Linked DNA regions of Homo sapiens: regions 2, 3 and 4 are each linked to region 1. Evidence: chromatin contacts called from ENCODE Hi-C or POLR2A ChIA-PET data. All regions are on one chromosome and are shown on one strand. The core of a region is the stretch at or near the end of the contact, and the rest is flanking DNA. Distances in the headings are between cores, read along the strand shown.

What was found. Hi-C counts contacts between places; a loop is a spot of excess contacts on that map. ChIA-PET counts read pairs that join two places held with the same protein, here RNA polymerase II (POLR2A). Pooled maps may share reads with other maps.
Region 2: a pooled map shows a loop between it and region 1 (3-fold over the local background). The contact joins two enhancer-like sites. A Hi-C loop is called at or near these places in 1 of 168 maps with a recorded cell type or tissue (Right ventricle myocardium inferior) and 4 of 50 pooled maps. POLR2A ChIA-PET finds 5 or more read pairs at or near these places in 1 of 52 experiments (activated CD8-positive, alpha-beta memory T cell).
Region 3: a pooled map shows a loop between it and region 1 (2.4-fold over the local background). The contact joins two enhancer-like sites. A Hi-C loop is called at or near these places in 1 of 168 maps with a recorded cell type or tissue (Right ventricle myocardium inferior) and 1 of 50 pooled maps. POLR2A ChIA-PET finds 5 or more read pairs at or near these places in 1 of 52 experiments (MCF 10A).
Region 4: a loop to region 1 is called in a pooled map, with 2.7 times the contacts of the local background. The contact joins two enhancer-like sites. A Hi-C loop is called at or near these places in 1 of 168 maps with a recorded cell type or tissue (chondrocyte) and 4 of 50 pooled maps. POLR2A ChIA-PET finds 5 or more read pairs at or near these places in 1 of 52 experiments (MCF 10A).

Annotation. Positions count from the first base shown.
Region 1 is chr15:99,449,177-99,456,313 of GRCh38, forward strand. No RefSeq gene overlaps it. Among named protein-coding and RNA genes, the nearest start is that of LINC03080, 18 kb to the left of the region's middle. RefSeq lists an enhancer at 3,752-4,061. Within about 2 kb of position 3,740, at least 26 of the 41 ENCODE cell types and tissues checked have a DNase peak (open chromatin) inside an H3K27ac peak, as active enhancers do.
Region 2 is chr15:99,628,799-99,635,935 of GRCh38, forward strand. It overlaps MEF2A (myocyte enhancer factor 2A), which reads left to right. Exons shown (of 12, transcript NM_001319206.4): 3 at 4,180-4,375. The coding sequence starts at 4,322. Among named protein-coding and RNA genes, the nearest start is that of MEF2A, 66 kb to the left of the region's middle. RefSeq lists an enhancer at 233-883. Within about 2 kb of position 2,578, at least 7 of the 41 ENCODE cell types and tissues checked have a DNase peak (open chromatin) inside an H3K27ac peak, as active enhancers do.
Region 3 is chr15:99,611,306-99,618,442 of GRCh38, forward strand. The region is part of intron 2 of MEF2A (myocyte enhancer factor 2A); the gene reads left to right. Among named protein-coding and RNA genes, the nearest start is that of MEF2A, 49 kb to the left of the region's middle. RefSeq lists an enhancer at 3,849-3,898. Within about 2 kb of position 3,711, at least 11 of the 41 ENCODE cell types and tissues checked have a DNase peak (open chromatin) inside an H3K27ac peak, as active enhancers do.
Region 4 is chr15:99,319,620-99,326,756 of GRCh38, forward strand. All of the region lies in intron 5 of LRRC28 (leucine rich repeat containing 28), which reads left to right. Among named protein-coding and RNA genes, the nearest start is that of LRRC28, 72 kb to the left of the region's middle. Within about 2 kb of position 4,577, at least 8 of the 41 ENCODE cell types and tissues checked have a DNase peak (open chromatin) inside an H3K27ac peak, as active enhancers do.

The DNA.
Region 1 (7,137 bases), core at 2,490-4,989:
AACCTGATGCTATGAGGCAGGTTTCCTTATCCCCACTTTACAGAATAGAAAAGTGAGGCATGGAGTCACCCAAGAATCAGGAGAGCCAGGATTTGAACCCAAATTGTCTAGTCCTGGAGCTCAGGCTTGGACTTGAAGAACTTGAAGAAAACGTGAATTTAAAAAAATATATATCAAAGTGGAAAAAGCTTTTTAAAACATAACACGCAACCAGAAGCATCAAACCAGATACATTTAACATCATTCACAGAAACCGCTTCATGTCCTATAATAACAATAATAATGGCCACCGCCACAACTCAGACAAAAGACAAAAGAAGTGCCAGGGAAAACCACTTGTAATATACAATAATTTCCATTTTCTTTAATATACAACGAGCTCTTCCAATCAATAAGAAAAAGTACAACAACCCAAAGGAAAAATGGGGTGGGAGGCAGGGAGAAAAGCTGTGAGCAGACAGTTCACAGAAGAAATAGAATTGGCTATGAATCATTTCTACGTGCAAAGTCACCCAAGGACACTCATAGTTAAAGAAATGCAAATCAAAATGCTGACTCTCCATTTTCACCTGTCAGATTGGCAAAATGGAAGAGACTCACAATTCTAGTACTGATGAAAGAACGGCAAAAGGGAATTTTTTTCTATATTTTGGGAGAAAATATAAATTGATGGAGCCTGTTTTAGGGCTATCTAGGTTCTGGCAAAATTGGCACTGCAAACACCATTCCACCCGGCAATGCGTTTACTAGGCGTTATCTACCCCAGAAACAGACTCACAGGAATGCTTACGGCACCAGCCTTTGAGAGAGTAACCATCTAGAAACAGCCTAAATGCCATGGATGGGGCAATGGCTGAATGAATTATGCCCCTCTTCCCCTGGAAAGGAATTCTACACAGGTATAAAAAAGAATGAGGTTGGCCATGCGTGGCAGCTCACGCCTGTAATCCCAGCACTTTGGGAGGCCGAGGCGAGTGGATCATCTGAAGTTAGGAATTTGAAACCAGCCTGGCCAACATAGTGAAACCCCATCTCTACTAAAAATACAAAAAAAAAATTAGCTGGGCGTGGTGGTGCATAACTGTAGTCCCAGCTACCTGGGAGGCAGAGGCAGGAGAATCACTTGAACCTAGGAGGCGGAGGTTGCAGTGAGCCAAGATCGCACCATTGCACTCCAGCCTGGGCAACACAGCAAGACTCCGTCTCAAAACAAAACAAAACAAAACAAAGCAAAACAAAAAAAAGCAGAATGAGGTTGATACCTAAGTTCTGGAGTTGGCAAAAGGTGGGTGGATCTAAGATCTATTTATTAGGTGAAAGTGTGGAGCGCTGAGCAGTGTGGTGCTGGGAGTGATCCCATCTGTGTGAGAACGTGAATAAAGGAAGGTACCTCCAGGCAACGGCCCTGGGAGTAAGAAGTTTGCCTTCTGTGGTCTCCACTCTGTATCGTAGGGTTCTCAGACTCTGGTGCCTCAGGGTCCCCTGGAGGTCTTGTTCAAACACAGTCTGCTGGGCCCACCCCCAGGGTGTCTGATTCAGCAGGTCTGGCGGTGAGTGGTGAGGTGGGGAGGAGGCAGAATCTGCATTTCCAGCAAGTTCCCAGGCAAGGCTGCAGCCGCTGCTGCTGCTCCAGGAGCCCCACTTTGAGAAGCCCTACCGTAGTGTTCACATTTGGGCACCATGTGCAAGTATCGGTTTTATAGTATTTTTTAAATAATAATTTATGAAAATGATCCCTGGGCCAGACTCTTCTCCACCCACGCCAGTGGTTTGTTGTCTTCACCTTGTCGGTCGGGAAACCACTCCCTGTGTCTAAGCCCCGTCTCTCTGGCTTCGTTCCAACCACCGCCTCTCCGCAGTGAGGTCAGCTACTCACAGGAAGGATAAGCCACGCTTAGAACAAAGCTCCCACCCACTGGAAGACAATGACCAGACCCCCGCCCCTTGAGCCTTCTGTCTAAGAGCAGAGCTCCAAACCCTTATTTTCGGCACTAGAGCAGCCCTTTCCTGGTTGCATAATCACAAGCCTCAGCCTCAGCTTCCCGCTCCTTCCCCCTAAGCTAGAGGATGTGCAAAAGGAACGCTGACACCTGTGTCTGTGGAAAGGTTATGACTTCCCTGTGACGAGCCAGAAAGCTCAGAGCCCGACTTGCAGGAGCCTGTGCACCCAGAGACTTGCCATTATAAAACCAAGAATGAAACTGTGCATTGGGAGGAGAGGACGTTGGAGTCCTCCTTCAGAAGGCCGGTTCTGTCTCATGAACCCCGTTTGAACCTCTTGGCTGTGAAGGTGAAGGCAGGGTCTTGGGACAACCTCCAGGTCACCCCAGGAGGAGGCCCCAGCAGTGGGGCTCTGATCACTGTGGCAACCCAAATTCCCTGCTCAGAGGTTCTAGACACTCTCTGCCCTCCTTGCCCCTAAATAAGTGGAATTGAGTCATGCCCACGGTCCTCTCCCATCCAGCACCCCTATGAAGCTGGTGGCCACCATGCAGAGCCCAGAGAGGGACATCTCACCCTCAGTGTCCTGAAAATCATGTAGTAACACAATGCCTTGGAGCACATACCTGCTGAGTGGAGTGGCAGTGTCCCTTGGCCACCCGGTCCCTTCTCATGCACCTCACAGCCTCACAGAGGGGCTGCTCCCAGCCCCCTCCCGACCTGCCTCCAGCAACCCACCTCCCCCTTTCCTCCTCCTCTCTCCTTCTGCCCAGGGAAGCAGTGACCCATCTCCCCTCTGTCCATCCTTCACATGCTCCCTCCATTTCTGCTTTCAAAAGAGGGAGAAAACATTTTGATTATGAAGCATTTCCAGGGCTGTTTAGGTTTGCCATTGCTAGGTCTTTTGTTTGCCTTTCCTCCTAGCCTCCACCTGGGTTGAGGCAACATTATTATCTCCTCTGTACAGGTGAAGAAATGCTAATTGAGAAAGGCCACGAGACGGCCAAGTTCAGACACCCATGCGGCCTGGAGCAGGGCAGAGGCCCTGCCACCTAATCGCAGGGCCTGGCGGTGTGCGGGACACAGAGACATCGGACCCTCGTTCCAGAGCCAGTGACTGCTGGAGGGAGACACGAGCGCCCCGTGGTAGCAACAGAATTGAAGAGGGTGAGAGTGCAAATCCTACCTGGTCAGAGGCAAATCCTACCTAGGTCTGAATTGAGGGATGATGAGGAAGAAGGGAGGTGGGCAATGGTTGAGTCAGGGCTTCATCCTCTGTACTTCTACCAGCCTTTTAACCCTTCAGTTGTTCTCACAATCGTATCCTCACTTGATTCCTAGAAGCACCACGGGTAGTCGGGAATGTCAGGGGAACCATGGCTCTTGGGCACAGAGACGCATCCCAGGTCACACTGCTTGGCTGTGATGACTTCAGTGAGCTCTTTCTAGCCAGGGGATATGTTATAGGCTTTGTGAGTCCAGTGTCGAGAAGCAGGAGGCCCTGTTCTGCCCGGTGGCCATCTGGGAGTGGGGTCACTGTGACCCTGCTGTGTGTGGCCAAGGTGGCAAGGAGCATCGAGTCCACTGAGACCAGACAGGAGCCCACTCCGCTCCTGCCCCGCCTCCACCTCCCACCTCACCACCTGGTTTTTGTTCCAGGCAGCCACATTTCTCAGCTTTCCCCCAAGCTGAGACCTGGAGGGGATCCAGTTTGACCAGTGAGTTGCACGTGGCAGGGTGCCGGGACGCCTGGGGAAGTGTGGTGTTCCAGACACAGCCACCGCCCTGTCTCCTCGCTGCTTCCTGCCTGAATGCAGAAGCGGAGTCCGGCTGGGGGTGGCCATCTGGCGACTCTGAGGACAGAGTCTATGCTTGGGATGGCAGAGCCGGATGCTCAAAGGAGCCTGGATCCCCAGCACTTCCTCATGTGGCTCCACCAGCCCTGCCTGCTTCTGGACTTGCTCTATAAGAAAACGAAACTCCTGTCAGGTTCAGTGGCTGTGGTCGGCTGTGGTCAGGGGCAGCTGAACAGAACTTGAAGTCTCAAAGGTCATGAAGCCCATCAGAAAACAGGAGCTCCCTGGCGCCTGCAGCCTCTTGGTCTCAGATCCAGCTCCTGGGACCTCAGGGCCTGCCCCTTCTCCTGCCTTGCACCCCAAAGCCTGCCTGGGACCCACAGCCCCCTCCCTGCGGCTGCTGGGAGCTGCGAGTGGCACCCACGCACTCTGGGCCTGGTCTTTCGGCCACGACACTCGCCACCTCTGCTGGGCAGTCTCAGTAAGTATTACTCCTTCCACGCAGGCCAACTGTAGGTGGCCGGAGGACAGTCGAGCAGTTCCTTCTGTCTGTCCTGCCATCCACAGCGGCCAGTCTTGCCCAGATCCATGTGGTCTCAGGACTGTGCTGAGGGGTCCAGGGAGGCTGCTGTTTTCCCCAAGTTACGCACAAAGCAACCATAGGTGAAGGGGCTTGCTGGGGGCCTGTGGCTGGTGAGTGGTAGAGATGGAAGCAGAACCTCATTCAGATGTCCCTGTTCTGTGGCTCTCAAAGGGAAGATCCCTGAGCACACATCAGAATCACCCAGGACATTGCTCACGATGCACACTCCCCAGCCCCACTCCAGGCCTACCAAACTGGGATGTCTGGGGAAGATTCCCAGGAATCTGCATGGTTGGGCACCCCCCTCACAGCCCAGGCATGATTCTGGTGCACACCGAAGACCAAGCACCTCTCTTGAGCTGAGCTCTCTCCCCAGGCATGATTCCGGTGCACGCCGAAGACAAGCACCTCTCTTGAGCTGAGCTGTCTCCCCAGGCATGAGGGTCAGACCTGCAAGGTGTCAAGTGCAAGCCTCCATCTCATGGTTCGTGGTTCCAGGTGATGACCCTGAGCCCAGCACCCCAGAACACAGAAGCACTTTCAGCCTGCAAAACAGCCAAAAATCCTGATGCCCAGGCTAAAACCTAGACCAGAGAAATCTGAATCTGTAGGGGTGAGACCCAGGCACGGGCACTTTTAAAAGTTCCCCTAGTGATTCCAAGGCCAGAGCTGCCTGTCCCCAGGCTGCGTAGGGGAGAAAGATGCTTCTTCCTGGGGGAAGGTGGTGGGGTGAGGCTATTAAACACACAACTAGGCCCCACCCCAGAGTTTCCCATCCAGCAGGTCTTGGGAGGGCCCAAGAATTTGCACTTCTATCAAGTTCCCAGGTGGTGCTGGTGCTGCCGGACTGGGAGCCACACTCTGAGAACCCCTGGAGAAGGAAGCAGGAGTGGAGGAAGAACTGAGGGTGGTTACATGTGGTCCTTGTTAAGGGGCAGGTGACTTGCTCCACTGAGCAGGGCCCACCTGTCCTGTTTTCTTAGGTGCTATGGATTCTCCAAATGCACCTGCTGAGGATGGGAATGTGCCTCTCCTAACATCACTGAAGCCATATAGATAAAGAATTGTGACCTTCCATCCAGGGCCCCGGGGATGGCAGGGCAGAGTGTGCGCTGCACAAATCCGGAAGCCACCATTCACCTCCCCTGCACTGTGGCCCTCCCTGGCATTGCCAAGCCTAACACATTTCCCACTGAAAGCACAGCATGTGGCTGTGGAAAGTTTCCTGTGGCACCTCAGAAATTCTGCACCCACATTTGCTTTCATTTGTCTCCTTTCTGCCCCTCCTCATTTCTGTTGGAGCTCCATCCCCCTGGAGGGTTTAGGATGGGATGGATCTGGCTGGCTTGGTACGGGGGCCTCTGCCCTACCCAGGACCCACCAGAAGCGAGCCTCCATCCTGGAACCAGGCGCTCGGCCTGGCTGACCCAGCTAATCCGGGCATGGGCAGCTCAGCCAGGTCAGGAGCATATGGCCTCCCTCCTTTGCCACTTCGTGCTGCTGATTAGGCCTCCTCCACAAGGAGATAAACCTGCTGGAGGAATTTGTTTTCTCTGGCAGCCCACACTCTGTCCAACAGAACTGCAGGCTGACTCACTGGCGCTGGTTTCCTCTGAGCCCCCGCCCATGCACGGCCTGTCCGGGCTTCTCCCTTTCAGGAGGCACTTCCTGGCTTGACCTACGTGTCCTGGGAGTTTCTGTCTTGTGATTCGGGCCCAGCTGCCACCACATTCCTTCCGTGACACTTGGCTGGAGTGGGTGGGCAGCCGTGAGCGGGCTGGGGAATCTTATCAGAAGGTGTTCCGTCTGGGGCCTGAGCACAGAGAGAACTCGCCAGCCCAGGAGCTCGGCTGGCAGGAGTGGAGGGCCCCCAGGGGAGGCCCCTCTCCGCAGGGAGAGAGGGCAGGTGGGCAGGGCCCGTGGGGGAGAACACACCCAACCCACCAGTGGGGAGTGAGGCCTTGCCAGGTATGAAACCGTTGGGGAAAGAATGTCCAAACCAGCTGGTGCCTCCCTCATTTCTATCTCCAGACCAGCCCTCTCCCCTGAAATCTGGGGTCATAAATCCAACTGCCTCCCTGACAAGCCTGCACTCCTGATTTCTACCCCCAAAAGCTATGTACGCCTCCCAACATCTCAGCAACTCCATCGTTTCTTAGCTCAAGCCAAAAATCATGATGCTATCCTTGACTCCAAGCCTTCGGCACATTCTACTTGCCTTTTTTTTTTTTTTTTTTTTTTTTTTTTTGGTACACATGAGTTTGACTGGATGACTGACTGAAATGTCACCAGCAACTCTCCACAGGGCCAGATGGGCACTGTGAGAAGCCCTCCCTCCCTTTTACTTTCTCCCCCAGGGCAGAGAGAGGAATCTGCCCTTAGGCTTACTTCCCTGGGAGGAGAGCATCATCCTCCAACCTCTCCCACCAAAGTGAGGTCCCCATGAGGTCACTGATGGTCCTGAGTTGGGACTGAAGGCTGGCAATATTCTTCTCCAAGCCCTGCACTTGAGACAAAGCCTGGAAAAGCCCCTGGCTGGGCTAGCTCACAGGCTTCCTGAGAACTGCTACTCAGAGAGCTGTGCTCTAGCTGGGAGGATCACCTTCTTGCAGGTCATGCCCCATATTTTGCTTGGTCCTTGGATGAGAGGAGGGAGAAACAGAGGGGACGAGGCATGGACCAGATCCCTTGGCAGTAGCTAAACCTTGGGAGCTGCCACCAGCTGCAATTACTTGCTTCTGCCTTTAATTTCATGTTGAGAAGCCACGGGTGATGGAAAAAGAAATTGGTCCCCATGGGCAGAACGCTTTTTCGATA
Region 2 (7,137 bases), core at 1,328-3,827, 180 kb after region 1:
ACCCTCTCAACCCTGTTCATTGCACTTCATCTTTTGTGCATATCCAAGCTGTATATAGGGTTCTTTTTTCTTTATACTTGAAAAGTCCCTTCAATATTTCCTGATAACAGACTCTGTTTGTTTGCCTTAAAGTTGCCTCTCTATTTTGCCTTCATTTCAGAAGGATTTTTTTTTTTTTTTTTGTCAGATACAAAATTTTGGTTTGGCATTTCCCCACCAGCATTTTGAAGATACCATTTCACTGTCTTCTGGCTTTTATTATTTGGGAAAAGTCAGCTAGCTATAACTCTTATTGTTGCTTCTTGAAGTTAATCTTTTTAAATTTTTCTGGCTGCTTTTAAGATCTCTCTGGCTGGCTGAACGCGGTGGCTCATGCCTGTAATCCCAACACTTTGGGAGGCCGAGGCGGGTGGATCATGAGGTCAGGAGATCGAGACCGTCCTGGTGTTAGGAATAACACTCAAAATCCTAAGGAAATTGAACACTCGAACAAAGGATTCTTAGCAAAGCAATTTACTTCTGCACAGAGGGGTGCCTCATTGGCCAGTCGCCATGAGAGCACACCTGAACAAAGGGGCACGAGAGCCTTTATTCCTGACGCAAGTCCTGCCCCTGTACCTTTTTCCCATTGTCTGGGGTCGGGTCGTACAATCTAAACTAATCCCGGTTGGCTAAACATTTGATTTTTTTTTAGATAAGGTGGGCATGTAAAAGAAAGCGGAGAGGAAAGGGGAAGGGGTGTCTGTAATGAGCTAGAAAGTTAGTCCTCTTTCCAAATAAGGAAAGGAATGTGAGCTGGTACTGATAACGCCTGGTACTGTGGCGTGCCTGGGCATCTAACAAAGGCAAAAGGAGAAAAAGGGAAAAAGGCCGGGGTGGGGGTACTATGAGTTAAAGAATAAAAGATTGATCATGTTATTTGAAGAGAAACTTCATTGTATCCCATCCTGGCTAACACAGTGAAACCCTGTCTCTACTAAAAATACAAAAAATTAGCCGGGCGTGGTGGCACGTGCCTGTAGCCCCAGCTACTTGGGAGGCTGAGGCAGGAGAATCGCTTGAACCGTGGAAGCGGAAGTTGCAGTGAGCCGAGATCACGCCACTGCACTCCAGCCTGGGTGACAGAGCAAGTCTCTGTCTCAAAAAAAAAAAATCTCTCTTTGGGGGTGGGGGACCTCCTTCTCCCTCCCCCACTCTTGCCCCCGTCCCTCTCTTCTCCCTCCCCTCTTTCTTTCCTTCTCCCCCTCTCTCCCCTTTGATGTTCCTAAGTGTGGTTTTCTTTGTATTTATTTTGCTTGAGGATTGATAGAGCTTCTTGAATCTGTGGCTCGATGTCTCATTGGTCAGTTTTGAAAGTTCTTAGCTATTATGTCTTCAGATATTTTTTTCTTGCCTATATGTTTTCTCCTCCCCTCTGAGACTCCAGTTACATGTACTTTGTATCCGTTTTCCATGTGCTGTAATTTCTCATTCTTTTCTATATTTCTCATTCTCTTTTTGTGCTTCAGTCTAGGTGTTTTATTGTTTCCTGTCTTCTGGGTTGATTCTTTCTTCAGCTGTGTCTAAAGTATTATTAAAACCATCCATCACTTCTTTTTCAAAATTGTATTTTTTGATTTCATGTTTTCCACTTTTTGTTTATGAAAATTCTTCATTTTACTTTTTAATTCCTTGAACATTTAACTTGTTTTAAACTTTTTTCTGATAACACCATTATCTGGATCTACTGTGAATCTGTTTCTATTGCCATTTTAAAAATCTTGGTTTCAGTTGGGTTTTGACCGGTTATATTTTGATTTCCAGACATTTATATGAAACGTGAAAAAATGTGAATTTCTAGATGATGTTATCTTTCTGCTGAGAATTACTTTTGCTACTGGTATGCAGCTAGGCCAATAAGAGTAGTTGGCCCGGATTGCCTTAATCGAATGAGGGATTGAGATGATTTAAAGCTGTGCTTCTCTTCCTGCGTGGGCTAGTCTGTTGCTAGTTCACCTTTATACCTAGAGTATAGTTCTTTGGAGTCTGTCCCTATGCCTGATGTGTTTGCCAGGGCTGCTCCTCCTTGGCAGACCCTAAATCCAAGTTTTGTATGTCCGCCCACAGGTCTCTTGAAAGCTCTGTTAACTTTCTCAGTCTCTCGGGCAGTAGTTTTGGAATCTACAGGCAGATGAGTCCAGAGACTGGTCTCACCTATTTCTTCCAGATCTCCGCCCTGCAGATTCTCTAGTTTTGAAAGTTCTCTAGTGTATAAAACAGATTATCTTGTGTTTTTCTTTTCTAGTTGTTCTCAAAGGAAGGTTGGTTTGAAGCAAACTACTCCACCATTGTCAAAAGCAAAAAATGCCCAAATATGTTCTGGAATTAAGAATTTTTTAGGTGATATAAGGTAGTACACTGTATCCATCTTACAGCCATTAAAATATCTTGCATGCCTTAGCGATACTGTCTCTGTAGTAAAATGTATTAATATTTCTCTTGCCTACTACAGTACAAGTGTTTATATTGGGAATTGGATACAATGTGATCTGTTAAAAGAAATATTCTACAACACAGCCTGTTTGATTGGGCCCCACGAGTGACTAGCCATCTTTCAGTTCCTCTAATGTTTCCTGTTCCCTTTTGTCATGGGGCTTTTGTACATGTTGTTCTCCCTGCCTAATATGTATATCTCATACTCGAGTTTGAGTATGAGACACATCCTCAGGGGAGCCTTTCCTGAACCATAAATTTAATTCAGATAAATGAACTTTCTAGTTTGGAATTATGCAAACTCATTTGCATTATGGTTTGATTAATGTCTTTTTCTTCTACTAGACTCTGAACTCTGCTAGATTAGGAATCATATCCTTTTTTTTTTTTCTGACCATGTTATCCTCTGTGCATAGTTCAGTGTTTGGAAGTACATTTATTAGAAGTAGGTGAACAATTAATAGGTTATCAGTTAATAGATGATCAACTACTGTTTGTATCAATGAAGAAATAAAATAATGAGGGAAGATAAATAAGAAATGCTGTGCTGATGTTAGTGCTGGAAATGATAAGAAACGAAAGGCTTATAGCTTTTGAGCAAAAGCCAGATTTAATCACACACTGGATTTGCACAGTACAATTGAAGTTTTATTGATACACATGTACAGTATTGAAAATACTTGCATAAAATTCCCATGGGAATGTATTATTATGACTGTTGTATTATAGCATTCATGCCCCCATCTCCTCGTATTTTTATTATGTAAGTCTGAAAGCACTAGGTTTTTAAAATGACACAGCCATCATTCAGAACATGACAAACTATATCATTTCCAGTCATCCTACTACACAGAATAAATGGAATAAAAAACGCTTGAAAGATTTTTTAAGTCTTGAAGGAAAGCAGACTTAAAATTTATACACACACACACGAAGGTGCTGTGGTTTATTCTACCAAGGGAAATTGATTTTCACTTCATCTGGAAGTGCAAACTGAATCTTGACTGATAAGGAGGTGTTCATTAAATGGCCAAAGGAATGTTTCATTTAAATGCATATTTTTACGAAAGTATATAGTGGCTTTGTGAATTGACAAATAGTGATTTGGCTGGAGGCTAGGGCAATTTGCAAGAATTTGAAAAGACAGATTGGGGCTATCCAGATTAGTTCATTGTTTGGTATGGAGGTCATCAGAAGTTTTTAAGGATATTCTGTGTTGTGAAGAACAGAAGTGCTGGAACCAGATTCCCTGAGTTTATAACCCCAAGCTCTGCCCCTTACTACGTGACCTTGGGCGTATTGCTTAATTTTTCTGTGTCTCAGTGTCTCTATTTATAAAATGGAGGTAATAATTATAGATTGCTATTAGGATTGAATGAGTTAAGACATGTCCATGCTTAGGAAAATGTCTAGTACATAGAAGAATCTCAGTAAGGCTTGGCTCTTGTTGCTATTATTGTATACATTGAGAAAACCTCAAACATTATTGTTGCATTAGTTTAACCAGAACTAGAGACACAAAGAGATTCAAGAGGTATTTTAGGGGTAAAGTTAACAAGACTTCAACTTATTTACTAATTTTGTATAACCAGAAATTTCAACTAATAATGCTGTGTGCAGTGTAAAAGCAAATTTGAAATTTGTATAACACTTACATGATTTGTAAACTTACAGATTTTAAATCTTCTAATTTGTGTTTTCTTTTAGATCTTGTAGAAAATTTCAGCTGTAGCCCTTGGACTAGAAGCTGAAATAACAGAAGCTGTGTACGATGCATTAGGGTATTGAAGAAAATTAACTTTTGAATTAAATATTTGGAATATAAGGAAATAAGGAAAGTTGACTGAAAATGGGGCGGAAGAAAATACAAATCACACGCATAATGGATGAAAGGAACCGACAGGTAAATGAAAATTTTAATTTATTTAATTGATATGAATATTCTTTTAAAAAAAGAACATAGGACAGAATGGTTGGGTTTTTCTTAAACTTAATTTTAAGTCTAAATATTTTTAGTTACAGACTAAATGAAAAATTCTAACAATCATAAAATTGTATCTTTTCATCATCTGCTTTAAAGAGACTTCCTTATTATAGATATATGTCACCAAAAATATAGATACTCAAAAGTAAAATCACCACAATCCCCACCATTACCAATCCATTGTATAGATTTCTCATAAGATATTTAGTCTTCTATGTATTTGATTATATATTTGACTGTTAGTCTTTTTTATATTGATTATTTTTAAGTTATCACATCTGTTTTTATAATTAGCTAAGTTAACTATAATTATCAGTGAATGTGTTCTAGTCAGTTAAATTTTCTGGTTAACCAATATGTAATGAGAATTTTTTATACTTATTGCAAATATTTTTAAATTTATATATGTACCTCAGTTTTAATTGATAAAATATATTGAAGTTATTTTATGGTACCAGTGTGGGTAAATCCTTACAGATTCAAGGTAATTATAATGATGCTGGTATATGAAGAGGCCAGAAGTTTTAAGTGTCTAATGTTGGCTTAACAAACTATGGTCCATGGGCTGGCCATCTGTTATTGTAAATAAAGTTTTATTAGAGCACTGTCATGCTCATTCATTTACATATTGTCTATGGCTGCTTTCGCATTATAACAACAGAATTGAGTAGTTGCCCCAGAAACTATATGGTCCATAAGCGTAAAATGTTTACTCTCTGACACTTTTAGAAAAAGTTTACCAACTCCTTAGTTCAGAAGAAAGAAGGAAAAATAATTTCATAGCATATTATAAAGGAACTACTGGAGAGATGCTATCTCTGGGAAAGTTGCGTATCAGGAGAAGTTTCAAGAACAAGTGGTTTCAGAAAGTTTACCAGGAACAGAACGAAACTGAAGATGTGTTCTGCAAATCTGAGTAGTAATTCACTGGAATATAGATATAATTGGAGATAAAACTCAACTGAGCAGCCTGTAAGGAAGTTGGTGGGAGAGATGAGGGTTGCCCATAGACTGAATTAAAGAGGAGGCCCTGGTTTCAACTCATGAAGATTGTTCAACAAAGACATAAGGCCCACACAGTATGATTCATTATGAAGGTTGGTACAATAGGGAAGATTGGTAAACTATCCATGCTATTATTCCAAAGGAATCATTCCAAGCAAGGCTGCAAATTATCTTCCCTTCACAATCTGAGGATTATGAAGTGTAGAGGAGGCATAGGGACCTGCTTCATGGATATATGCAGTATAAATATAAAATAGGGTTTATTGGGGAATAACATACAAGCAAAGAACTGGAGGACACATAAAATTTTCGAGCCCTTATTATTCCATAGATAGTCGTGTTTAAATTGGACATAGCTAAACTGGACCTACCTATGGAAGGGATTCACATTTGTAGAGAGAAAGAGCAGCTAGGAATGTGTAGGTGACGGTAATGGAACTTTCTGAGTTGAGGAAATGACCTTGTTGAAAAGATAGATACTGCCACTAAGCAACTAGAATGAGGCTGTTCTTACGTTGGACTTAGCTGCTGTGTCAGCTTCTTGCCTAGCTGCCAAATGGGGCAAGGACTATCTGAATTTCTGTCTCAGATAATTTTGGCAAAGATTGGAGAAAAGACATAAAAGAAATAATTGGACAGTTTATTTTTCAGGTTAAATTAGACACAGAAACAATTTGTCACAAACTAAAAGAGTATCTTTATTGATTTTAGAATTTGATTCTGATTTAAAAGTTTCATGTTTCTTCATGAAAGGGAGAAAAACTGTATCTTTGCAGAAGAAAAGAGATGTCATTTATTTGTCCAGATTCAGATATATACTATATCCCAAGAGACTGTGTTAGGTCCTGGAAACTCACTAAAAATATATAGCCTACATAGGAGATCTAAATATGTGGCAAATAGAAATAATATCAGATACTGGGAGAGTTTATAGAAGAAACCGCTAACTTCTGATGGAGTGGTTTAGGGACTATTGGTTGGAGGAGGTAGTAGCAAATAAGAGTTTTGAATTACAGGTGTGAACTAGCAAGATAAAAATCACACTTCATTATTGGAACAGTACACAAATAATCTTGCAGGTGGTGGAGGGGTGACAGTATCATAGACTTAAAGAGCTGCTTCACTTTACTTCCACTTAGAAGCCTCTGGTGAAACCTTATGTTTGTTCTTCCTTATCTAGAACACTTTTAAAAAAGTAAACCGTATTAAAGTATAAGATTAAGAAAAATTCAGAAATCCTAAGAGTGTGGTTCAGTGAATTTTTGCACAAAGAAGAAGACCGTGTAGCCAGCATATCCCAGAGCACCACCCGAGAGGCACTCTATCCTGTCTCCCAGTTGTTTCCCCCTGCCCCAAGGAAGGTCATTATCCTGACTTCTAACACTATAGATTAATTACACCTGTTGTTGAGTTTATATGAACAGTGTGTCTTCTTTCGCACAATATTACATTTGTGAAATTTATCAGTGGTATTGTTGCATGTAGATATATGTAAGTATATCTTGTACATTTTCATTGATGTATAATCTATTGTGTCAGTAGAATACAATTTATGTATTTACTTTTTTCTATTGTAAATGGACATTTGGATTGTTTTCTACTTTGGTACTATTATGAAGACTGTAATTTTGAATATTCTCGATAGTATACGTGAACACTTGGGTAAATAGGAGTGC
Region 3 (7,137 bases), core at 2,461-4,960, 160 kb after region 1:
TGTTAGTATCCAGAATATATGAACTCTTACATCGCAACAATGAAAAGACAGTAACCCAACTTCAAAAAGGATTTTCTCCGAAGAAGATAAATAAATGACCAATAGGCACATGAAAAGATGCTTAATGTTATAGTTGTTAGGGAAATGCAGAATTAAAACCACAGCAAGATACCACTTCACACCCACCATGATGGCATAATAAAAAAAGACAGAAAATAAGTGTTGGAGAGAATGTGGAGAAATTAGTATCCTCATACTTTGCTGGTGGTAATGTGAAATGCTTCAGACTCCTTAGAGAGTAGTCTGGCAGTTCCTCCAAAAGTTAAATGTTGTTACCATATGACCCAGCAGTTCTGCTCCTAGCGATATATCTGGTAGAATTGAAAGTATATGTCTGCACAAAAACTTGTACACCGTTATTCATAGCAGCATTATTTATAATAGTCAAAGTGGAATCAACTCAGATGTCTATCACCTGATGAATGGGTAAATGAAATGTGGTGTATCCATACAGTACAATATTATTCAGCCAAAAAAGGATGAAGTACTGATTAATGTTATAACCCAGATGAACCTTGAAAACATCATGTTAAGTGAGAGAAGCCAGACACAGAAAGCTACAGATTGTATAATTGTATATTTCCAGAATAGGCAAATTCCATAGAGACAGAAAGTAGATGAGTATTTGCTGGGGACTAGGGAGAGGAAGGAGTGGGGAATGCCTGCTAATGAGTATCAAATTTCTTTTTGGGATGATAAAAATGTTCTATAATTAGATAGTGGTAATAGTTGCACTGCTTTGTGAATACGATTTTTAGAAAAACACCGGGCCGGGGGCAGTGGCTCACACCTGTAATCCTAGCACTTTGGGAGGCCGAGATGGGTGGATCATGAGGTCAGGAGATCGAGACTATCCTGGCTAACAGGGTGAAACCCTGTTTCTACTAAAAACTACAAAAAAATTAGCTGGGCGCGGTGGTGGGCGTCTGTAGACCCAGCTACTTGAGAGGCTGAGGCAGGAGAATGGCATGAACCCGGGAGGCGGAGCTTGCAGTAAGCCGAGATCACACCACTCACTCCAGTCTGGATGACAGAGTGAGACTCTGTCTCAAAAAAACAAACAAAACACTGAATTATTCACTTTTAAAAGGTGAGTTTTGCGGTATATGAATACCATTCACATACCATATTTAAACTCAATTTAAAAATCATATAGAATTGAAGACACCACCCTGAACAACACAGTGAGACCCCATTTCTTCAAAAAACTTTTTTTAAAAATTAGCAGAGTCAGGGCAAAGGAGAGGAGCTGAGATGAGAGGGTTCCTTGAGCCTAGGAGGTTGAACTATGATTGTGCTACTGCGTTCCAATCTGGGTAACTGAGTGGAAACCCTGTCTTTAAAAAATAAATAAAGGAAAACAGTGGTGTACTTCTAATAAACTGCTATCAAACCTGGATACTTTTGACAGTGAGGGGTCTTACTTAATAGTTACACCTGTCTCAGGTAAACCAGAATGTATGTTCTCCCTACTTTGGTGTGTTGAAACTATTTTTCCTTCAGAAATGTGAAGAATATAAAATTCTTCTCATATTCTTCTTTAGCAAGTGAAAAAAAAAAAAGGAAAAGACCAAGAAAGCCATGTAATTCAAGGAAACGGGAGAGAGAGATTTCTCTATGGAAATGAAGGCCATAAATGTGTGTATAAATTGCAGTGCGTAGATATAATGCAATCAGGACTTGATTCATTTGTATGATTTTGCTACTTCACTCTTGTACATAGCCAATCAGTGTTTGAATAAAGAGTGTAATATTGTAATATAATAAAACAGAGGCTGTGAACTAAAGACGTACATCATCGTAATCTGTGGAGCTTTTAAAAAGTACTCTTGCTTGGATATTAGTCTCAATTATGATTTGCTGGTTTTATTGTGGGGCTAGGGCAAGTTTGTGCATGCAGAGTATATGTTTTAGTTCCTCAGTTGAATCCGGTGTTCTTTTAAATTGAGAACCACTGCATTAGATCAGTGAGTTTTATTGATCCATTTATTGAACTATCTAGTTATTATTGTTTTATGCAACAATAGTAAACGGCAGTAGGAACTGAGAGAACCTCAATCTAAACAATACACACTTTAACAGTCCCCGCACCCACCCCTCCTAGGGCCATCCCTGTGGGTAATCTAGCAATTGTGATTCCTCTAAGTCTTTAATAATTGAGATTGAGAGGAGTCATTTATTTCTCTTTTTTTAAAGGTACCTTGAAGCAGGAGTAGTAGTGGGAAGTAAGAAGCTCAAGTTCCTTTGCAAATGCTTGCAACTACAGTATATCCCTGGAAGGCAGGGAAAGGTTATCAGCGTTGATAGCAGAGCAGGAGGGATTGGGAAATGGAGACCTTTGAGGAGGTCAGAACTCTTAAATTAGCTGATAAGTGCTCAAGGCATTTGTATTTTGACAGCCCATGGTAGCATCAGATAAATTGCCTTTTAACGGGGAACGTATTGACATGTAGTGGTCCTTCCACATGCTCTAGTTTCCCTTGTGCAGCCATACACAACTTAGTAGAAATTGTTTTAATATTCTACTACTGAAAAGTACCATAAACTCATGAAATTGGGGTTAGATGGCTCCTTGAAGGTTTTATCACATCAGTGGCATTTTTAACCACTATTTAAATAGTTCCGGTGGTGATAATGTACTGTTATGGAAAAAGACATGATATTAGGGCCAAAATTTCAACTCTGCCTCCTAGTGTGACTTTGGGTGAGTACTGATTGTTTTTACTCGCAGTTGCTTCATTTAGAAAGTGGAACAGATGCCATCTACCTCACAGGGTTATTGTTACTGTTACATGAGATAATATATATTAAGGTCTAACACAGCTACTGATAAATGTAGAAGATATTTAATAAATATTAAGTTACCTTCCCTTCTGCAGTTCAGTGAAGAATAACTTCTTTTTTTTTGGAGATGAGGTCTCACTATGTTGCTCAGGCTGGTCTTGAACTTCTGAGCTCAAGTGATCCCTCACCTCACCGTCCCAAAGTGCTGGGATCACAGGCGTGAGTCACCGCGCCAAGCCCAACAATAACTTATAACTCCAAAAAATTGGTTCTTAGAGAATGTCCAATAGCCTGGGATTGTGAAATCTCATACTTTGACTTTTGCTTTCATTTGTTAAGCAACTATGGTAGCAGCTGAGGTTATAGGAGTAAATACAACAGACTTGATCTTCTCCCTTGGTTACAGTTTGGTTGGGGGAAAAGAAATCAAACATTTAATTGTATAAGGAAGTAATTACAGTTGAGGTAAATGCCATAAGAGAGAAGTACAGTCTGTTAGGAAAGTGCATTAGAAATCCTAACATAGTTTGGATGTTAGGGAACATTTCCTTGAGGAAATAATGGTAATACTGAGACACAAAGGATGGGTAGGACTGTCAGTAAGGAGAAGGGCTTGGGATAAGAGCTACTGAGAGAGAGCAAGGTGGTAGTATGTATGAAAGCCCTGAAACAGAAAGGAGTTAGGAGCTTTCTAAGTACATAACAGCTTGTGTCAAGAAGCTTGCTGGGCAAGAGGAAGTGTGGCATGGAATGAGGAGTTCCATGAGTAGAGGAGTGACAGGATAAGGCAGAGCCTTACAGGCCATGTTAAAGGCTTGGGCTTTTAAGAACAGTGATAAGTGACATGATTATATTGGCACGTTAAAAGGTTGCTGTAATGAAAATGAGGAAATTGCACTGGAGGGAAATAAAAGTGCCTGCTGAGACCAGTTAGGGGGCTGTTGCAATGCTTAGGGTAAAGGTGAACAGTGGCTGGTACAGAAAAGGAACAGGCTTGGTGTGTTTGGTTTAAGAAAATGTTGGGTTTTGAGATACCTGTAGGGTATCTTAAGTTGAGTAGTTGAGAATGTGGTTGGATATAGCCAGTTAGGCTAGTGAGGTAGCTCTGGCTGAGGCCTTTGCAGTAGGCTGATAAGCTGAGTTTCTGGTATTTGTCTTTTATGCAGACTTAACAGCAACTTGAGTGCATGTGTTGTGAGTATTTTTATACTCATTATTTTACAGTTTTTAATATTAAGTAATGATTATCACTTAAGTAATGGGTATTGCATTATTTTACAGTTTTTAATATTAAGTAACGGTAATAATAATGGCCAACATTGAGCACATGTGCAGATTACTAGGCCAAATACTTCATATGTGTTATCTCTTAATCTTTACAAGTTTATGAGCTTTATTATTAGTCCAGTATTTTAAAGATTTGGCATCTGAAGCTTAGAGAAATTGAGTAACTTCTCAAGGCAACCCATGTAGTAAGAGGTGGAGCTGAGGTTTGAATGCAGGCGGGCATGCTGCAGACCCTGTCCTGTTAACCATGTTAACCACTACCGTATGCCACTTCTCTGTGAAATTTGAACCAACCAGACAAACCAAACAGAATGACTGAGGGACCATTTATTAGTGAACTTTTATGGAAGACCTGTGTATACTACACGTTGTACTATAGGTGATTTGATACAGTCTCTTATTTACATCAACATTCACATGGCCTGTGAAGTATGGTTTTTGCCTCATTTTAAAAATGAAGAAACTGTGGCTGAGCAAGTAAGTGACTTGGTCAAGATCACTAATAGCTATTTAGTGGAACTTGGATTCAAAATGGACTCTTCTGTGTTATACTACTTAAAAATAAAAACTGTGTTGACTTAAAAATAAGAAAATTTCGCTGGGGAACACAATTAGATTTAGTGGTTCCCATATATCAAGCCACAGTCAGACTAGTTCTTAAAAAAAAATTAGATCTCAATGTTTAAAATTATAGATTGAATTTAGAGAACAAACAGCTGAGAAAATTGAGATACTTAAAAATAAATAATAGGTATTTTACGTGTATACAAAGTAAAGACTTTATTAAAATTATTTTAGAAAAGATAAAATGAGAAAATATTTTCTAGGAAATGTGTATCCATTTTATAATATCTGCGAATAGGTTAGACAAAATTACAATATTGATGACTGGGTTTTTTTTGTCAATAGTTAATTGTTAGCATTTGTATAGGACTGCATCTTGATCTTGCTGTAATCACTCTGTCCTTTAAAATTTCTTCTGTTTCTTCCTTAGTTTTGAGAAGACAAATGGAAATTAAGTCAATGAGGTAACATATTATAATGCATCTTAAATATTGGCTTCTTTTAGCATCAGAGTTAAGACTCATCTTACCAGTACTTTCTACTGCCTACTAAAAATTAATAAGAGGCAATTAAGCATAGTATTAACAGTGTAGCTCCTTTGGGATCTGGTTTTTGGAATACTCTGTTTTCAGTAAGCCCTTTGCAGAGAGATTTAGTCTTAGGTATATACTAAAATAAATATATATATATATACACCCATCATGTGCCTTCCACTTTTTTACTGACAGTTGATGATGAGGGACATCTTTTGGGTACCGGATATCTGTAAAGTAATGTTATATTTGGTTTTCTTTCGGTCGATGGGTACACCATTGAGAGCTGTGGCCATGGGGCTTGTTATTACAGTAAGAAAAAGCCTATCTCCTGAGGCTAGCAGAACCTGTCTGAAACAGATAATTGGATTTTGATTGGTTGGCTGGATGTGAGAGCCTTTTTGAAGCAGTCTTATAAGGTGCTTTTGATTTTAGGAAGCCAAATCAACAAGTTACTCTTCCACTGTCTCCTGCCTTGTCTTTGTTACAGTCATTTATTTGTCTTTTTTCATGTGATTATGATCTGTGTATCTTACGAGAATTGCTTGCTCTTCTTTGAATGCTGTCTTCTGTCACCCAGCACTGCTGTTCAGCAGTTTTTGAGGACTTAACTCACACATCATCATTTCTTATAAAGACTGCCATACTGAGTTACCTATAGGATATCAGAAACAGTCAACTTCAGAACTGTATGAGAAGTTTCATTTTTAAGGCCATATATGTGTTTGGTTTTTTTTTTTTTGTATGGTCTGTATTTATTTGTAAGGTATCTTTGCTTTCTATTTCTAGCTTTCTGTATCATCTGGCATTTTGACTTAGATGATTTTGGTCTTCTTGACACTTTAGATATGTTATTAGTACAGTTTTTATGGCTAGAATAGAAAATATAAGATGAAATGACAGAGCAGAGAAAGAATATTTATGATTTGACATGAAAATGACCTACCTAAAACATTTTTGAATGATGTATAATCTCCTTGTCCTTTTGGGAACAGATTATAATCAGCTCTTAAATTATCAGCATGTATGTATCAGGATACTTTCTGCTGCAAGTAACAGAGGCTAATCAAAACAGGAAAGATTTTACCATCTCATATAATGAGAAGTACAGTAGGGTGGTTCCAGGGTTGGTTAACTCCAGTCACTCTTTCATCTTTTCTTTGTTATTTTCATTTTCTTCCACTCTTTCATTCTAAATTTTTTTTTGTTAAATTGCCCATAACTATTAGCATAGTCTCTAAGCAGTGTGTGGTTGACATAAACTGTGTTTATGCCTGTGGGGGAGAAGAAGCAGTAGTCATAGGCTTCTTTGCTCTGAATTGTTTCTAATGATTCTAGTGTATTTTCTGTTTCATCTTTTATTCTCGTAGTTGAACCCAAAGGAATATGAATTGTTGTCTAGATACCTAACAGTGTTTATTTGTAAATTACATGTAAACATTTAATGAAACAAACTTTAAAAAAGCACAGAAAATCAGTGTTTCTCTCTGTAGTCAGAAGCCCCACAGACAATAAAGCATCCTGTCAGTAAATCCATTGCACTTACTGTGATGTCCCTTGAGTTGTAAAACATACTAATCTTTGCTTAGCAGAAATTATAATCTTCAATTAATATTACATATTACATTTTTAGAAGTGCTTTATAGATATTAGAACCATGGAATGTTAGAGCTATGTTACCCTAAGAAGGATCGAGAATCACTTGTGTAGTATTTTGGCTGGAACAATCCTAAACTGAGGAATATTCTGTATAATGACTGGCTTATATTCTTGAAAATGTCAGTGTCACAAAAGAGAGAGGCCAAGAAACTGCTCTAGATTACAGGAGACTAAAGAGACTGACAACTAAATGTGATATATAATCCTGAATTGATCCTGTTACTGAAGAGGGTAAAAAATGCCCTAAAGA
Region 4 (7,137 bases), core at 3,327-5,826, 130 kb before region 1:
TCACACACAAAGCACGAGGTAAAATGTCAAAACAGTGTGGTTTTTTTTTTTAAATTACTGTCTTTAACATTTAAAAATTTCTACTGGGAATTAATTGGCAAGCTTGGCACCTAGACATAAATATTTAAATCAAATTCATTTTTCTTACGTTTCTCAGATGTCATATGTTTGGGAACATTTTATTTTATTTTATTTTATTTATTTTTTATTTTATTTGAGACAGAACCAGGCTGGAGTGCAGTGGTGCAATCTCAGCTCACTGCAACCTCTGCCTCCTGGGTTCAAGCTATTCTCTGCCTCAGCCTCCCAAGTAGCTGGGACTACAGGTGGCCGCCACCACGCCCAGCTAATTTTTTTTGTACTTTTTAGTAGAGATGGGGTTTCACCATGTTGGCCAGGCTGGTCTCCAATTCCTGACCTCAGGTGATCCGCCCTTCTCAGCTTCCTGAAGTGCTGGGATTACAGGCGTGAGCCACCGTGCCCAGCCGGGAGCATTTTATTTTAAAGCTCCCAAATAATATTTAATTATCTTTTATAAATATAGTATTCTGTTAAGAGGTCTTGTTAATTGCTAATATAATTTTTTTAAGTTCTTCTTGTATATTGCTTATATTAGACAAATGCATAATTAATAGATTTTCTCCGTGTGCTTCCTGGTATTGTTCCTAACTTTAAGTTATGGTCATTTGTTACTAAATATAACCTGCCACACATTCAAAAGTTATGAATATATAGCAAGCCTCTTATAATATGGACAGTTGTGTCCTATACTGGCAGACCCTAAGTAGTGTATTACTAAGGGTTATAAAAAAATAAACATGAGTTCATGTTTAAATTTGTAGACCATTACTCTTTAGAGCCAAAATAATTGCTGGATAGGTTCCAAAGCAAGTTTCCCAACACCTGGTTAACTCCTGGTGCCTTTGAAACATGTTATGCACTTGGAATTATAGGAGGGAACACATGCTAGTAAGCATGCAGCTATAATGGAGTGTAATAAGAGCATGGAGAAATATGCTGGTGCTGTTTGAGCCCTACAAGCAGTCACCCCTTCAGACTTACTGGATCATGATGTGAACCAAAATCAAACTATTTCTGGCCCATCAAATAGACCAGGTAAGGCATAGATTTGGTTTTGCCAAACTGGGTGGATCTGGTTGTACCTTCTCAAATGTGAAAATGATGTAATAGTTAAACAAATACACCCAGATTCCAAATTTATAAAGTCAGATCATTGTTAATTCCTTCAGATTAGTTAATCTTGAAAATACACTTATTCCAAAAAGACTCCATGGTTTTTAAGTTCAAATAAGATCTAATCGAGTTTCTAAATAATTCCAAAAACAAAAGAACATCATTCTTACAAGAATGCCTCTGAGCTGTCATTGAGTATGTTACTCAGAGGATGCCAATCTTGTTTAAACATGAAAAAAATGTTTTCCTTTAGACTTGCCTTCAGAGTTTGAGGCATGTTCTTCTCAATATAATTGATGGTATCATATCCTTATCATTTTGGGGGTAGATTTGATCCCTAGAATCCATGAAAAAATTCTATATCAAGATCTTAAGGGAATTTCAAAACAAATTTCAAAAATATGAATGAACACATATCATTGGATTGGTTTTGCTGGTTTATGATCTTGAAGGGCAATATTTATTTGCTTACGTGACTTCTGACATGCCTGCTGAAAATTTAGTTATGTTATTGTATAGTCTAAGTTATGCATGTTACATTTATTTCTGTAAAACTGTGTCAGCTATATAGCAGATCACACACACAAATTTGAAAATGCGTAAGAGACTGGGGCTATTTAGCTTGTGGGCAGCTGGCGTTCGGTCAGTAATGTCTTATAGAATACTCCCATCACTTGCATTCACAGAGATAATTATAAGACATTAAGGAAAACTTAAATTATGTTAAATGTGCAACAAACCTCTAGCAGTCTTGGATTTCACTTTTTTTTCCTCCAAGGATTTGTGAGTTTCCTCAAAAGTCCACAACTGTTGTAATTTTGCTAAGCAACAAATCTGAATCATAAGTGTGAGGTTTGTGTGCAGCTGCAAGTCTGGTCTGCGGCCACTGAACAAGTGAGGTAGTTTAAGGAATACATTAAGTCAAAAAATATTTACTGTGCACCTACCATGTGCTAGACTCTGCTAGGTGCTAGGAATATGGGGAATATAGCAGCAAATAAAATCAAAGCCCCTGTTCTTATGAAATTTATTTTCTAGTGGGAGGTACACACTGTGGTTTGACATGTAAATAAATGAATAAGTAATTAAATAAGTAAATGCAGGGAGGGAATAAATAGGATGCTACAATTGAGAAATAGGGAATCTGCTTGAAGTCAGGGAAGGCCTTTGTGAAAATGTGATGGTAACATTCTGAAACACAAGAAAGAGTCTACGGTTGGGAGGGTTGGGAAGGAGCATTCCTGACCGAGGAATAGCAGATTCAAAGCCTCCAAGGGAAGAAATAACTTGACACTTCATTGGGCCAGACAGAAGGAAGGACAAGGTAATTAGATTGTAGCGAGGTGGGGAAGAGAGGTGGGCCAGGGCTGATCTGGAGACCATGTTGCTAGTAAGATGGTGTTAGAGATTTTATTGAAGTGCAGCAGAAAGCCAGGGCAGAGTCTGGGGGCAGGAAAGGACCATGATCTGATGTATATTTTAATATCACTGGCTTCTGTGACATTGGAGGGGGTGAGAATAGAAGCAAGAAGACCAATGGGGAGGCTTGTTGGTTGGGTTCAGGCAAGAGATGGTAATAGGGTGAGCTTGGTGTCAACAGTAGAGGTCTCGGAGAGGCTAACAGATTCAGTATGGATTTTGGAATGTGGACTCTTATGGGGCCCTCACCTACCTTTGTTCTGTATTTCTCTCTATTCTATAGAGGGTGTAAGTTACAGTGGTGTTCCCAGATTTGGTCATTACCCAGTTCATAAAATATCAATAAAATAAGGGTATGTTCTTTGCTTTTTAAAAAATAAAATAAGTGATTAAAAGATTTTAAAAGGTATACTTTCTTACCTGGAAAATTATCTTCAGACCCCCATTAGGGTCCAGATACCATTTTACAGCATATTAATCACATTCTAGTTTATTCTTTCAGCAAGGAGATAATGGTGCCTCCTGTGTTCCAGGCACAGAGCTAAGGCATGTTGTTGCAAAGGTGGGCAAGACAATCCCTGCCCTTTAAAAGGTCATGTCCTGGGGCAAAGCAAGCAAGAGCCAAATAAACAGCTAAGTTACTATTCAACTTTGTGGAAAGAACCAGGCTACTGAGTTAGCTTGGGTAGATGGTGGCTAGCAGAGGCTTTGACCACTTTGTTGATGCTGCTGATTTTTCTGTGGTATTTCTGTATTTAATTTCTGTTCTTTTCTATCATCCAGTAATTTCTCACAATTTCTGGTCCATGATGCCTGCCAGTATCTTTTTTTACTGCTTTTGTAGATTCTCTTTCCCACCTTTTAAAATAATGTACACTCAGAAACATCTCAGAACAGAAGCATCAAAGTTTATTTGTATTATTAAGCATAATTTACCACAGTTTGATTTTGGCTCCCTGGTCTGTGAGCATGATTCACCCCACGTGTAGAGACCAGGTCCTTTCTAGCTAGGCTGCTTATTTGCAGTGACCAGTCTGGGTTTAAAAATATAAGTACAATAATTTGGTGTTAAAGGATTTTAATCCTCATATCAGAGAGTCAGGTTAAACTCCTTCTTAGGAAGATATGAATTCTGCTTTTTAAAAAATGATTTTAGACTATATCTAGGATTCGATCCCAATTGTTACAAGGAATGTCTAAGAGGTTGCGTTGTTTGATAATTGCAGTTAACTTAAGTGTGTGGGACATCCTGAATGCTGTTCTTAGCCTTAAAAATGGACTAATATTTCAAGTGAATCTGAATTGCTTTTAATTTTTTTAATTGTCCAAGGAAGATAGTGCTTCACAGTTTCTGAAAGTCATCTATCTCCCAATAAAGAGCCCTTTTCTCTGTGTTAGAGTTAACAAACATGTTTGTGTTTGCAGTTATTTTGATAATAAAAAACTTCATCAATTACAGAAGTATTTATATTGAGTTTACATTTGGAATATTTTGTAGTATGAACTGAAAAATTAGAAGTAAATACTAACTTTTCTGTTATTGTTATTGAATTATATGGGATATTTTAATCACTATTAATCTCCTGAGTTAGGTGTTACTCTTTTTTCTTTAACAGCAATTCGATGATCTAAATAGTTGAGTAAATAACCCAAAGTTGCATGGCCAATAAGTAACAGGATTATGGTTTGAACCTATTTGTACGTACCAGAGTATGTGTATTCCACAGCTCAAGAGAAAGAAAATGGATATAAAAAGGAAGACTTACTGTACACCAAATGGAATTTGGCATTGAAATGTTGTCTTTTATTTATTTGTACAGTAGTCCCCTATTATCTGTGGGAGTATGTTCCAAGACCCCCCGTGGGTGCCTAAAACCTCAAATAGCACTCAACCTTATATCCACTACGTTTTCTGGAGCTAATACCCTAAATGACTAAGTGACTAATGGGCGAGGAGGGTAGACAGGGCGGGTACACTGGACTAAGGGCTGATTCATACAATGAGGTTTCATCATGCTGCTCAAAATGGCATGAAATTTAAAACTTACGGACGGTTAATTTTTGGAATTTTCCATTTAATATTTTCAGACTGCAGTTGACTGTGGGTAACTGAAACCTCAGAAAGCTAAACCGCGGATAAAGGGGGATTTCTGTATGTTCTCAACCCAGTGTGCTCTGGAGCTCAACTTAGAGCTATTTTTAGTGGTACCGGAAAAAGCAAGTGCTTAAAAATATCAAGTCTGTCATTGACTCTCTGTGGTCACTAGCTTGGTGTGGAGTGGGTGGCTTCCTTCCCATTCCCATTTAAATTTTAGGTTAGGTCATTGTGCATCAGCACAGAACTATGATTTAAAGGGGACTTACTGTGTTTTTCTTTTGAAATTGACACCATAATGTTATTTTTGTGCCTAATCTAAGTAATTACTATGTGGCAATAATAAAATCATTTTCAGAATACTCTATAAGTAGCTGAAAAGTTTCAAGGTATTGTGTATTTAGCACAAAAGTAAACAATGCAAACAACTGTAAAGTTAGAGACACTAAGGAAATAAGGTGTACAGACTTATGTTTGCTCCCAGGGAAGGGGTAGAAAGGATTGGGAGTGGTGTGAAAAGAGTAGGATTCTACCAGGATTCCAAAAAGAATGCATTGTAACTCTGTGTCAGGAATACAACATTAATTTCAGCATGACACAGCAATAAATATTTAAAATCAGTCTGTCAATTTCTACCAAAAAAAGCCTCCTGGGATTTTGATAGGGATTGTGTTGAATCTGCAGATCAGTTTGGGGAGTGTGCCATCTCACCAGTGTTGTCTTCAAATCTATAAACATGAAATATCGTTCTGTTTATTTAGATCTTCTTTAATTTCTCTCAACGGTATTTTGCAGTTTGTAGCATATAAGTTTTGTACTACTTTTGTTCAGTTTATTACCAAGTATATAATTTTTTTTGGTGCTGTTGTGAATGGAATTATTTTCTTAATTTAATTTTGGAATTGTTTTTTCCTGATGTATAGAAATGCAATTGATTTTCTAATATTGATCTTGTATCTAGCAACCCTTTAAAACTTGTTTATTAGTTCTAAGAGTTTTTGTGGATCCCTTAATTAGTATTTTCTACTAAGGATCATTTTATCTGTAAATAAAGTTTTACTTCTTCTCTTCCATTCTTGATGCTTTTTGTTTGTTCAGTTTTTGCCTTCCGGCCTTTGCTAGAATCTCCAGTATATTGTTGGGTACCAATGGAAACACTCAGCCTCCTTGCCTTGTAGGCACAAGGGGGATTTAAGGGGAAAGCACTCAGCCTGTCACCATTAACGTAGTGTTCCATACGTTCTCAGCTAGAGGTGTTTTGTAGATGCCCCTTATTGGTTGAAGGAGTTGCCTTTTGTTCCTAGTTTGTTGAGAGTAGTTATCATGAGTGGATTTTAGATTTTGTGAAATGCTTTATTCTTATTCCATGAACATGTGTATTACATTGATTTTTCAGCTGTTGAACCAACCTTACATTTCTAGCATCAGACCCACTTGTGGGGAAGAGAGGTGGGCCAGGGCTGATCTGGAGACCATGTTGCTAGTAAGACGGTGTTAGAGATTTTATTGATGTGCAGCAGAAAGCCAGGGCAGAGTTTGGGGCAGGGAAGGACCGCCATCTGACGTATATTTTAATATCACTTTGACTTCTGTGTAGAAAATAGATTGGAAGGGGTGAGAATAGAAGAAGACGACCAATGGGAAGGCTTGTTGGTTGAGTTCAGGCAAGAGATGGTAATAGGCTGAGCTTGGTGTCAACAGTAGAGGTCTCGGAGAGGCTAACAGATTCAGTATGGATTTTGGAGTGTGGCCTCTTATGGGGCCCTCACCTACCTTTGTTCTGTATTTCTCTCTATTCTATAGAGGGTGTAAGTTACAGTGGTGTTCCCAGATTTGGTCATTACCCAGTTCATAAAATATCAATAAAATAAGGGTATGTTCTTTGCTTTTTAAAAAATAAAAAAAATGATTAAAAGGTTTTAAAAGGTATACTTTCTTACCTGGAAAATTATCTTCAGACCCCCATTAGGGTCCAGATATCATTTTACAGCATATTAATCACATTCTAGTTTATTCTTTCAGCAAAGAGATAATGGTGCCTCCTGTGTTCCAGGCACAGAGCTAAGGCATGTTACTGCAAAGATGGGCAAGACAGTCCCTGCCCTTTAAAAGGTCATGTCCTGGGGCAGAGCAAGCAAGAGCCAAGTAAACAGCTAAGTTACTATTCAACTTTGTGGAAAGAACCAGGCTGCTGAGTTAGCTTGGGTGGATGGTGGCTAGCGAGGCTTTAACACTTTATTGATGCTGCTGACTCTTTTGTGGTATTTCTGTATTTAATTTAATTTCTGTTCTTTTCTATCATCTAGTAATTTCTCACAATTTCTGGTCCATGATGCCTGCCAGTATTTTTTTTACTGCTTTTGTAGATTCTCTTTCCCACCTTTTAAAAAAATGTACACTCAGAAACATCTCAGACCTACTTGTTCATG